Linked DNA regions of Homo sapiens: all the other regions are linked to region 2. Evidence: chromatin loops called from intact Hi-C (ENCODE). Cell type or tissue: PC-3. All regions are shown on one strand. Region 1 has its middle 290 kb from the start of INHBA-AS1. Region 2 has its middle 83 kb from the start of LINC01449. Region 3 overlaps SUGCT (succinyl-CoA:glutarate-CoA transferase).

Evidence for each region. Peaks named below come from ENCODE experiments on the same cell type or tissue, not always from the same donor. Only the 100,000 strongest peaks of a DNase experiment are listed, where the experiment ranks them.
Region 1: a loop joins it to region 2, with 1.9 times the contacts of the local background. A loop is called at or near these places in 1 of 110 quality-filtered maps.
Region 3: a loop joins it to region 2, with 4 times the contacts of the local background. A loop is called at or near these places in 1 of 110 quality-filtered maps.

The regions. Positions count from the first base shown.
Region 1 is chr7:41,402,297-41,404,796 of GRCh38, reverse strand. No RefSeq gene overlaps it. Among named protein-coding and RNA genes, the nearest start is that of INHBA-AS1, 290 kb to the left of the region's middle. In PC-3, no CTCF peak of the experiment used is centred here; a DNase peak (open chromatin) is centred at 1,286; H3K27ac peaks cover 2,377 bases.
Region 2 is chr7:41,182,958-41,185,457 of GRCh38, reverse strand. No RefSeq gene overlaps it. Among named protein-coding and RNA genes, the nearest start is that of LINC01449, 83 kb to the right of the region's middle. In PC-3, a CTCF peak has its summit at 1,528 (motif pointing right); a DNase peak (open chromatin) is centred at 1,467; H3K27ac peaks cover 2,500 bases.
Region 3 is chr7:40,821,591-40,824,090 of GRCh38, reverse strand. The region is part of intron 13 of SUGCT (succinyl-CoA:glutarate-CoA transferase); the gene reads right to left. Among named protein-coding and RNA genes, the nearest start is that of LINC01450, 160 kb to the left of the region's middle. In PC-3, no CTCF peak of the experiment used is centred here; a DNase peak (open chromatin) is centred at 1,060; H3K27ac peaks cover 1,408 bases.

The DNA of each region.
Region 1 (2,500 bases), 220 kb before region 2:
AGATAAAAGGACTTGATGTATGCCTGCAAATACACCAAATTAAAAATAAGCTAACACATGAAAGAGAATTGATATCTACATTAACTTTGACTTTTTGGAAGTTCACAAAGTTTGTATGTAGGAAGCAAGAGAACTGATATCTAAATGAACTTTGACTTTTTGGAAGTTCACAAAGTTTGTATGAAGGAAGCATCAGAAGAAACAGGAAATAATCATGATTGTTCAGCAAATAAACCTCATTCAACAAAGTTCCACGTGTTCTAAGTTCTATGCAGGCTGATCCTTGGTTTCCCTTTTTTTTTTTTCCTTTTCACTTCTGTCTGACATCCAGTGCTTTCTATACCTGCTTGACACAGTGGAGATCACTAAAGCTGGGAAACAAAATCACCTTTATTGTGTTACTAGCAATGTGGATGGCTTACTCTCTTCACTGTATGTCTGTTTCCCATACAGACATACAGGTTTAGGAGAAATGAGTCCAGCCACACGCATAGCCATTTGTAAAACAATTAATAACATATAAAAGTGAATTCAACAAGTACTTTTTAAATAATTTCTGAGTAGAAAAAGTTTTTAGATTTCATGTGCAATAAATAATCACTTACAAATAAACTGTCATGTCAAATATACATTGTTTTATTAAAACAAGTGATTGAGTTCAAATTTACAAAACTCAATTTCATTCAAAATTTCTCACGTTTTAATATTCTCCTGGCTTTTTGTCATTTTAAAATTTCTAGGAATTTTTGAATCTTTAATTAAGGTCTGATGATCTCATGTCTAGTATATCATGTTAGACATTATCTTCTAACTTGATTCTTCACTTTATTCTGCTTCTCCAATCTAGATGTTACCATGTTGGTAAAGAAGTTTCTTTCAATTCTCTGGAGTATAAATCATGGTATTCCTTTGTCAAGTTTCTACAGAACTCTCTCATCTGTTAGTTTCAGTCTCAATGACTCTGCCTATTTTAAAGATCCTATCCTTGCACCTGAAGCAATCCCAAATTTCCTTTCCAAAATTATTTCAATATACTCCCTTCATATGAATTTTAACTTAAGTCAAACCAGTATCCTCACAGTTACCTAATTATGCATAAATGCATAAGGAAGACCATGTGTATGTGTTATTTTTGGAGTAATTTTCAGATATAGTGGCTCCCTACCTAAGACACATATTTTTCCTTCTCTGCAAATTCTTCTTATCCTTTAATGCCTAGCCAAAGCCTGCTTTCTTCCGGAAAGCATTTAAACACCTTCTACCCATTGTTATCTCCCCTTTTCCTGAATTCCTAAGAGTATTAGGAATCTGAATTGACGTTTTCCAGGGGTTGGTTTGCAGGCCAGAGGGTAAATTTTTAGTGACTCACATTAATTGACAGCTCTGTCCCTCACCTTAACTTATTAGGGGTTCTGTCTTTTGACTCTTTTGCCTTCACTTCACTCTAGGATTTCATTGTCAGAAATGTAGATATATTGTGAAATGTCTTGTGAAATTTGGGTGAGAAACTTTAATATTATATATTTTAATATGTTACTATAATATATATCAGTAAAAAATATACTGACGTGTAATAATTTTCTTTTCTTTTCTTTTTTTTTTTTTTTTTTTTGAGTGCAGTGGCGTGATCTCGGCTCACTAAAAGCTCTGCCTCCCGGGTTCACGCCATTCTCCTGTCTCAGCCTCCCGAGTAGCTGGGACTACAGGCACCTGCCACCTCACCCGGCTAACTTTTTATATTTTTAGTAGAGACAAGGTTTCACCGTGTTAGCCAGGATCGTCTCGATCTCCTGACCTTGTGATCTGCCCACCTCAGCCTCCCAAAGTGCTGGGATTACAGGCGTGAGCCACCGCGCCTGGCCTGACGTGTAATAATTTTACATTGATTCATGAGAGACAGACACATCATTTCAAAGGTCCTTGAAGACTAAAACTTCCTTTCATATCCCCTAGAAGGAGCTGCTGGTTGAAAGAGAGCCTTGTCATAAGAAAGAGCCATTCTATCCTTCTGCGGCAACTTCTGGTGGCTCTAAAGGTGACACAGCCTGGATTTTGACTTTCAGAATTTAGGGGAAATTATTTACCTGTATTACTGTTTCTTAAAATAAGAGTAATGGTGATAGAGTTTGGTAAAGTGATATAATAATATATCTATAAATCCTTTGGGAAACCATCTAGATCAAAGTAAGAAGAGAAAACCTAACTAAAATGATGGATTAATTTCAATGTGGTTATCTATTATTTTATAGCTTTGCAGGCTTTACTCTCTGGACACTCGACAAATACATATTGAGCATATATATGTGTATCATGCAGTATTACAGGCACTGCAGTAGAGCAGAGAAAAGAAGCAAGCAAAAATCCCTTTTCTTATGTAGTTTCCGTTCTAGAGATGAGAGCTACACAATGAACACAGAAAATAATTAACAGTGCATAGCACATCTGCGAGTGGTAAGCACTGTAGAGAAAAAGCAGGGAAAGACAATGGCATTGAGGGCAG
Region 2 (2,500 bases):
CTCCAAAATCAGTCTTAATTTTTTTCGAAATATTTCCCGGCTACAGTCTCACTTATTCTTATACATAAATATCTCTCTAAATCTCTTCCTCAACTCTAAAATAATCAATGTTTGAGTTTAGCTAATATAGATAGATAGATAGATGGATAGAGGTAGATAGATAGATAGATAGATAGATAGATAGATAGATAGATAGATACATGCATACATACATACATACATACATACATACATACATACATAGGGACAGATAGATAAACAGGCTGATAGATTTGAGGGAGAACTGATATTTTTCACTGTTAATTTTCCCATTTAGGAGCACTGTGTTCGTTTACTCAGATTTTCTTTTGTGTCACTCAGTTTTATGTTCCCAATGTTGGGAACTTGGTGAACATTAAGTATTTACTGAAAAGAGGACATTACCATATTGTGTATACTTCTCATTATATTCCTAGATATTTTGTTTTATACTTTGATTGCCTAATAAAAATATCTTTTTTTTGTATTACAGTTTTCAACTGGCTATTCCTGGTGTATAAGAAAGCTAATTACTAATTTTGGAGCATTTGGCTTGTAATCACTTAGCAGAAATGCATTACTTTGTAAAGTCATGACTGAGGCTGCGTTTCTGTTACTTTCATGCGTGCATGAGAGTTTCAGGTGCCGAATTCTAGGTTCAGAATATTTCTTTTCACAGAAAACTGCAAGCATGACTCCTACTATCTAAGGGCATTTATTGTAGCTGAGATGTCTAATTCTAACCTCACATTTTCCTCCTTTTGTTGAGTAGCTTTTTTCCTTGTTGTATACTTACAGACTTTTTTACACTATCATAAATTAAAATGCTTCACCCAAATGTGTTTATGTCCAATCCCCTTCATTGTTTTTCTTCTGGTATATCCCCAAAATCAAGTTTTCAACTAAGAAAATTTGTATCAATGATTTAATAATTTTTGCTTCTTTTTCAAGTGCCCTGTGAATAATATGAATTTCTATTACAAATATGTTTTTCTCCCGGGTATTTTCTCCTGTCTCTTATATTTTCTAGGCCATACTTATACTTTTCCTCTAAGTTACAGAAAATTTTTGATGGCTGGACTTGCATTTAATTAATTTATTTTCCTGAAGTATCAATTCTACTCTTCACTGCCTCATGGCATTTTAATTTGGGGAATTAAAAAATCTAAAAGCAAGTTTTATTTTATTTAATTGATATAGTTAGCCATCAATTAAGAAAATGATTTGGTATATATTTTAGAACCATTTTCCTGTTACTATTTCAGTAAGTTTATTTGCTGAGAGGTTATTTACTCTAAATTCCTTAGATTGGTGCCTGTGAGCGGAACTAATAAATGTTTTCATAACAATGATGTTTTTGTCCTTGAAGTTTACTCATCCTTAACAGGCCAATGCTTGCGTAGTTCTGTCAGTTAAAATAAGTTGTACTAGAAACTGGCTCTGTGTAGTCCCAAATAAAAGCAGAGGGGGGTTACTTTTAATAGTTCTAGTTTATTCTCAATTCATTTTCCATTTGTGGTTAGTATTGAGAGAACCATAACCAGAAGGGGCCACTGCCACTGTTACGCTAGGAGCCCGGAAGTAAGTGGGCACCACCCACCTTGCTAATCAGTGTGACGGCCTCAATGAACAGTTCATGTAGCAAGTTCCTACTTCACTCAACGGACCTTCCTCATCAAATGAAAAGCAGAGCTGGCCAGGTGTGGGGACTCACACCTGTAATCCCAGCACTTTGAGAGACTAAGGTGGGAGGATCACTCAAAGTCAGGAGTTTAAGAGCAGCCTGGGCAACATAGTAAGACTCTGTCTGAAAACACAAAATGAATAGCTGGGTGTGGTGGTGCATATCTGTGGTCCCAGTTATGCTGGAGGCTGAGGCAGGAAGATCACTTGAGCTCAGGAGGTTGCGGCTACAGTGAGCGAGACTCGAAGGAAGACAGAAAGAAGGAAGGAAGGAAGGAAGGAAGGAAGGAAGGAAGGAAGGAGAAGGGGAAAGGAGGAAGGAAGGGAGGGAGGAAGGAAGGGAGGGAGGGAGGGAGGGAGAGAGAGAGAGAAAGAAAGAAAGAAAGGAAGAAAGAAAGAAAGAAAGAAAGAAAGAAAGAAAGAAAGGAAGGAAGGAAGGAAGGAAGGAAGGAGGGGAGAGGAGGAAGGAAGGAAGGAGAGAGAAAGAAAGAAAGAAATGAGGGGAGGGGAGGAAGGAAGGAAGGGGAAAGAAAAGAAAGAAAGAAAAAGAAAGAAAGAGAGAGAAAGAAAGAGAAAGGGAGGGGAGGGGAGGAAAGGGGGAGGGGAGGGGAGGAAGGGGGAGGGGAGGAAGGGGGAGGGGAGGAAGGGGGAGGGGAGGGGAGGGAGGAAGGAAGAAAGAAAGAAAGAGAGAAAGAAAAGAGAGAGGGAGGGAGAGGAGGGGATGGGAGGAGGGAGGGAGGAGAGGAACGAAGGAAGGAAGGAGAAAGAAAGAGAGAAAAGAAGGAAGGAAGGAAGGAAA
Region 3 (2,500 bases), 360 kb after region 2:
TGTCATTTTCTCTCCTTCTGACTTCCACTTTCCCTAAATTGTTGCATTAATCTAGCCACTCCCCAGTCATCACCACTACAGTGTGAGTTCTTTTAGGAAAAGAACCAGTGCTTATTCATTTTTTATCCCTGATACTTGGAACCTACTAGGTAATCATTAAACGTTAGCTATTATTTAGCAATAAGATTAAAACCAGGAGACAAATGGCCTTAACTCTGTCAAGAGGCAGTAGGACAATTTCGTGGGACTAGGAGTGATGCCAGGCCCTTCTCTTAAGTCTGTCGCTATTTGAATCCCAGATTTGAAACTTAAGGGAAATAAAAATTTAAGTATACATGCCACCTCTTAATTTCTTTTCAAATACTTTTTTTCATTTTTCCTTCTCAAAAAAGGAGAAGGAAGAGGAAAGGAAAGAAAAGTAAATGAAAATTTTTAAGAGGTCCATTTTCTACTCAAGGATGAAAATGCACATCCCAAATGCTTATAAAATCTACCCCTTCCAACTACTGTTTATAATAAGCAGTGTAGTAGAGTTAGGTGGAGGAAAAGGAAAACTATGGTAGTAGAAATTGCATTTGCTGAGTACACATGTGAAACGACAGTTACCACCTTCATTCTCCAGTGTTAGGTTTTGAAATCGCCATAGTAGGAAATCCACTTTAAATATGTTTGCCTTTGGATCTATTTTTAAATGAAAAAAAAAATCTCAGTGCTTCTGGTGTATGTATGTAGTAGAGACAGTCTTAACCTAAGATGTTAAGAGAGGAGTCTGGGGACAATTTATCAGTGTCAGAACCCAACACCAGAAGAGAAATCGGAGTGACCTTTTAACAAAGGTTCTATTTTTAAGATCTAATTGACTTAGCCACTGGGATTATCTCTGGTATTAAAAGTTATTTAAGGGGGTTGCTCCATGAAATTCAAATAGGATGTATGGTAAATCATTACTAAGATGATACAATGGCAGCAAATATTTACTGATGCAAAACAAAAAGCTCTAGAATACCTGAGGGTTTGCCTGCTATGGTAGTGAGTTATGAGGGACATCACAATCAAGGCATGCTTGTGGCTTTTTCCTTGCAGCAAAATAAATAAGCAGCCCTTGGAGTCATCAGAACACCCAGGAGGACTTATAACCTATCCCTTCGGAATATTTAGTCAAACTCTTGCTTACTGATTCTTCACTTTCTCTGAATTTCCCACTCTTTCCTTTCCTAACTTGTGTTTCTAGCTGCCAACTCCCATAGTATTTCCCCATTTCCTTAACACTCTCATTTTCAATTTATTCCTTCCCCATATCTCTTTCAGGATTTCTCCACGTTCAACAATATGAGATTACCTCAGATAGGAGAGTCCACTGATGAGTGTACGTGTGAGTAAGGTAAAAAACAGTGCTCTACAAGGTTCCCTTGCAGCTCCTCAGGGACCTCAGTCTATCAATCATTTTCTCCCCTACATATGCAATTTCTCTTTCCTATTACAATATAACTAGGGTGAAGTATCTTCTATCTTAAAAGACAATGTTACCCAGACTTTAAACCAACAAAAGATCAAAAGGGACAAAGAAGGCCATTACATAATGGTAAAGGGATCAACTCAACAAGAAGAGCTAACTATACTAAATATATATGCACCCAACACAGGAGCACCCAGATTCATAAAGCAAGTCCTTAGAGACCTACAAAGAGACTTAGACTCCCACACAATAATAATGGGAGACTTTAACACCCCACTGTCAATATTAGACAGATCAACGAGACAGAAAGTTAACAAGGATATCCAGGAATTGAACTCAGCTCTGCACCAAGCGGACCTAATAGACATCTATAGAACTCTCCACCCAAAATCAACAGAATATACATTCTTCTCAGCACCACATCGCACTTATTACAAAATTGACCACATAGTCGGAAGTAAAGTACTCCTCAGCAAATGTAAAAGAACAGAAATTATAACAAACTGTCTCTCAGACCACAGTGCAATCAAACTATAACTCAGGATGAAGAAACTCACTCAAAACCGCTCAACTACATGGAAACTGAACAATCTGCTCCTGAATGACTACTGGGTACATAATGAAATGAAGGCAGAAATAAAGATGTTCTTTGAAACCAATGAGAACACAGACACAACATACCAGAATCTCTGGGACACATTTAAAGCAGTGTGTAGAGGAAATTTATAGCACTAAATGCCCACAAGACAAAGCAGGAAAGATCTAAAATTGACACCCTAACATCACATCAAAAGAACTAGAGAAGCAAGAGCAAACACATTCAAAAGCTAGCAGAAGGCAAGAAGTAACTAAAATCAGAGCAGAACTGAAGGAGATAGAGACACAAAAAACCCTTCAAAAAAATCAATGAATCCAGGAGCTGGTTTTTTGAAAAGATCAACAAAATTGACAGACCGCTAGCAAGACTAGTAAAGAAGAAAAGAGAGAAGAATCAAACAGATGCAATAAAAAATGATACAGGGGATATCACCACCGATCCCACAG